2 separate regions of the Homo sapiens genome follow, and region 2 is linked to region 1. Evidence: read pairs that join two places in POLR2A ChIA-PET (ENCODE). Cell type or tissue: Caco-2. All regions are shown on one strand.

Evidence for each region. Peaks named below come from ENCODE experiments on the same cell type or tissue, not always from the same donor. Only the 100,000 strongest peaks of a DNase experiment are listed, where the experiment ranks them.
Region 2: POLR2A ChIA-PET joins it to region 1 with 5 read pairs; 2 of 35 experiments call an interaction of 5 or more read pairs at or near these places.

What each region holds. Positions count from the first base shown.
Region 1 is chr12:92,944,290-92,946,789 of GRCh38, forward strand. No RefSeq gene overlaps it. Among named protein-coding and RNA genes, the nearest start is that of EEA1, 16 kb to the left of the region's middle. In Caco-2, no CTCF peak of the experiment used is centred here; a DNase peak (open chromatin) is centred at 1,532.
Region 2 is chr12:93,154,170-93,156,669 of GRCh38, forward strand. All of the region lies in intron 3 of LOC643339 (a long non-coding RNA gene), which reads right to left. Among named protein-coding and RNA genes, the nearest start is that of LINC02412, 19 kb to the right of the region's middle. In Caco-2, no CTCF peak of the experiment used is centred here; DNase peaks (open chromatin) are centred at 372, 762 and 1,042.

The DNA of each region.
Region 1 (2,500 bases):
AAAGAGGTATCGTTTGTGTTGAAACCTGGGTTTCACTGGACAACACAATTTACCTGTGGTTGACCTGAGTTTCACTGGACAACACAGTTTACCTGTGGTTGGTTGTAAAATGTTCTGTAATTCAATAAAATAAAGATAAAATACAAGACTCTTTTGGTGGATAAAAATTAATCAATATTTTGACTTTAAAGAAGCTTTGTGTTTCTTTTTAAAATCAATGTTTTGACTTTAAAGAAGCTTTGGTAAGAATGTTTCAACACTGAGTAACATTCTGTTGAACTTTGCAAACATTGTATATGATTTTAAAAGTAATTTATGATAATAGGAAGTTGCATTGGTTATTTACTTGCTCTGTATTACTTTATATATTGTAACTTTTCATTGCAAAGATAAAAATAACTAAACAGAAAGTTTGTAACTAAGCATTTGGTAGCACCGTCTAAGCTTCTTACTTATTTCATTTATTCCTCACAACAATCCTGTGAGGTAAAAAGTAATGAGGTGTTTTGTTGTTGTGATTGTTTGTTTGAGACGGAGTTTCGCTCTTGTTGCCCAGGCTGGAGTGCAATGGCGTGATCTTGGCTCACCACAACCTCTGCCTCCCAGGTTCAAGCGATTCTCTTGCCTCAGCTTCCTGAGTAGCTGGGATTACAGGTATGCGCCACCACACCTGGCTAATTTTGTATTTTTATTAGAGACAGGGTTTCTCCATGTTGGTCAGGCTGGTCTCGAACTCCCGACCTCAGGTGATCTGCCTGCCTCAGCCTCCCAAAGTGATGGGATTACAGGCTTAAGCCACTGTGCCTGGCTAGTCATGAGGTTTAAAAAGATTAAATAACTTGCCCAAATTAAGAAGTGATTGAGCAAAGATTTAAAACCAGACAACCTGACTCGAGAGCCTGCAGTGTCAATGATTTCTAATACTTAAATACCTAGTATGCTGGTTACACTAGTAAAGAGGCAATATTATTCTAGGAGTTTAAATGTTTTATTTACTTTTTTATCTATATATTTTTTAAAAAACATTCTCATAAGCTTTCATCACATATAACTCTATGGTCTTCATAATTTTAATTTCTAATGCCTAACAGTCTATCAACATTAGAATGTAGAAAATCAATCCACAAGGAAGTTTGTTTTTTTATCTCTATTGTTTCATTTTTAGTATATATATTTTAGGTTTTTGTTCGCTCATTAAAAAATGTATAACAAATCAGAAGCATATAAAGTGCATTCCATGTGTCATTGTATAATTTTTAAAAAGCTAAAACCATGGCTCTCATCTAGTACGTATATAAAGAGTTGTCTGAGCATGCTGGCTCACATCTGTAATCCCAACACTTTGGGAGGCCGAGACAGGAGGATTGCTTGAGCCCAGGAGTTTGAGACCAGCCTGGGCAACATAGTGAGACCTTGTCTCTACTAAAAATAAAAAGAACTTAGCCACCTGTGGTGGCATGTGCCTGTGGTCCCAGCTACTCAGGAGGCTGAAGCAGAAGGATTGCTTGAGCCCAGGAGGGCAAAGTTGCAGTGAGCCATGATTGCACCACTACATTCCAGCAGCCTGGCTGACAGAGCAAGACCCTGTCTCAAAAAAAAAAAAAATCCAAAAACAAAATCAAAGAGCTCATAGATAAGAGAGTCAACAACAGGAGAAAGCCAATTCAAAGGGGCATAGGACAGGTAGTCACTGAAAGAAAAAACAAATGCTAGACTATACTAGAACAAACAAAAATGCTAGACTACGATTACTAAATTACATAAAAACTGGTTAGTGCCGCATAGGGTAATAAAACTAACTGTTGGGTTGTAGTCTGTTTACCAGCCTCACAACATCTGCATCTCTATGGGACAAAGGTTATTTGCACTTATATTACACAATGATTATTTGCATCACTATCTGGTTTTCTACAATTTACTTTCTGCTCTTACATCTTTACCAATTATCACTATCTATTATATTGCATATCTTATATATTTACTTTGTTTGCTGTCTTCTCCATTAGAACATTTTCCCACTTCTGTACACTGCTATATCCCCAATGCCTAGAACACTGCCTAGCACATAGAATGTACTTAAAAGTATGTGTGGAATAAATAAATAAGAAAAAATTTTTCCATGCTGGCTAACACGGTGAAATCCCGTCTCTATTAAAAATACAAAAAATTAGCTGGGCATGATGGTGGGTGCCTGTAGTCCCAGCTACTCGGGAGGCTGAGGCAGGAGAATGGTGTGAACCCGGGAGGTGGAGGTTGCAGTGAGCTGAGACCGCGCCACTGCACTCCAGCCTGGGTGACAGAGCAAGACTGCATCAAAAAAAAAAAAAAAAAAGAAAGAAAGAAAAAAATTTTTTAAATGCAGATCAATTTGCCTTTAAAACCACAAGCTATTTTTTTTTTAACTTTTTACCTTTTTCTCTTTTTTTTTTTGAGACTGGGTCCCACTCTGTTGCCCAGGCTGGAGTGCAGTGGCATGATCTTGGCTCACTGCTGCCTTGAC
Region 2 (2,500 bases), 210 kb after region 1:
CAACAAAATGATCCTAAATAAACTACTGGGAAGACTAAATGAGTTATCATATATAAAGCATTAAGAATGATGCTTAGCAAAAATACATGTGCTAAAATTCATTAGGGTAACACTAGCTGCTATAACAAACAGACCTAAAATTGTTCAATGACTTGACTATATAATAGATATTTCTTCCTCATTTGTCTACACGGTTTTACAAGGACTTAGGTTGATAGATGCACAGTTTTCTTCACTACATAGTTTCTCCATCCCAATTGGCCAGAAAAGGGAAAGAACATGAAGGAGTATGTACCAGAGAATTCTACGGAGGTCATTCTTCCTGCTCAAATCCCATTGGCCGGAACATAATCACATGGCCACACCTAACTGCAAAGGAGGCTGGGAAGTGCAGGCTAGACAATGGATTGTAATGACTAGCTGTCTATACAGCAGACTTTGCTGTACTGATAATTATTGTTATCATCTCATTATTACCAACTTTCGAGCTTGGGCTCTTATCTCCACTTACCTAGAATGTTGCAAAAGCCTCCTCACTGGTCTCTCTAACTCCAGGCTATTTGCCATCCCAAATCCTTCCTCCACAACAAACCCAGAGTTATTTATGTAAAACACCAAGTCTGATCTTTTCCCTCACCGTCCTCCAGCTTCAGTTTAATATCCTTCTGTGACCTCCCCACTGCCTCAGGTTCCAGTCAAGTCCCCTTCATTGCCTTCGTGACTCAGTCCCTCCACATCCCTTTAGTTCATCTCCAAAATCCCCGCCCACCTTGCAGCGGGTGTTTGCGATTTGACACCCACTTTGTGCCTGCAACAGTGCTGGACATAGGCTACTCCAGTGAAGAAAGCGGGCGGGATCCCTGCTACATTTTAATGAGGTAGCAGAAAAAACAAGTAAACAAATAAATATGTAATATTAAGCTATAAGGAGTACAGTGAAGAAAGATACAGGGTAAAAAAAAATGGGGGCGGTGAGCTAAATGAACAGGTAGTAAATAACAGCTTAAATTTCACGTGCAAGTGATAGCCATTCTGCAGCAGGATGCATTGTGGACTTTTTATCTTCACTATCATTACCCACACCCCTGAGACTGCATATTACAAAAGAGTTCTTATCATTGACCTATATTTGCATTCCTTTTAGCTTCTTTTATGGCTGTTATTCAGGGAAATAATATAGAGCACTAAAGATTGCCTAATGTGCTATTTGTGTGGGATGCTGAGAGAATATCATTTGCTATTGCCCCACGGGGCAGTGACGGTACAAATGACTCAATTTTTTTCCCTGCAACCTTCTTTGCAGGAAAATTCAACTAAAAATATTTAATAAAACCAAGTTTTACTCAAGTATAAAAAACTGTTGTTTTTTAAAGTTCCCTGGGCTATGTTACTGTCACCGTGGTAGCTTAAAAAGTATTACATATGTGATGTTCCTGTCACTTTACTGGATTTAGGTTTTCAAATTCAGAGCAGGTGAAATTGAAGGTTTTCTTTACAGAGGCTGTTCTTTTAACCAGGGTGATTTGCTCCCACCCGACTTAGTCATTTTTAAAATTCTTATTTTTATTTTAGAGACAGGGTCTTGCTCTGTCACCCAGGCTGCAGTGCAGGGGCACCATCATAGTTCCCCGCAGCCTCCAACTCCTGGGCTCAAGCAATCCTCCCACTTCAGCTTCCCAAGCAGCTGGGACTACAGGTGCACATTACGATGCCTGGCTAATTTTTTATAGAGACAGGGTCTTGTTTTGTTGCCTAGGCTGCTCTCAAACTCCTGGGCTCAAGCGACCCTCCCACCTCAGCCTCCCAAACTACTAGGATTATATGCATGAGACACCACGCCCAGCCTGAATTTTTTTTAATATAAGAAATCAATATAAAGACAAAATAAAAACGGGTAAAATGTGTGCCTTTAACCTAAGGTATAGACAAACCCTTATTATCCTCATCTAACACACAGACCTTAATTCTACTGCTGATTTCCTTCCCACTTCTCTTCAACTCAGAAGCACTTTCTGAGGCAAAACATAGCTTCAGCTTTCTGGTCTCATGGCAACTTGGCAGCACAAGGCTTCTAGGCTAAAATCCCAGCTTCCATGGATCCACGCTGTTTCAGTCACAAATATTTACCTTGCCTGGCTCCGCAGGCTAATTAAAGGGGTAGGCTCTGTTCCTCTTGGCTCTCCTCTAAATTGCTTTTAGAGGAAGAAGCAGTGGCGGGACCAGAATGGCAGCCCCATCACTCATCTCCACAGCCACACGGTGACTACCTTACAAATATCCTGTTCAGATCAGAAAAGGGGTTTGCAGCCACGCCCTTGCCTCTCTCCAGCTAGATCTGAAATTGCACATCCCAACGATGATTTCCCCTGGAAGCTGACATTAGCCCTAGCAGCGTATGTGACTGATGGTGCCTCTGAAAGAGGGACTCTCAGGATCAAATACTAAGAGCTTATTATACCAGTTAGAACACAGTGTTTCACTGTGAATATATACTTTTATT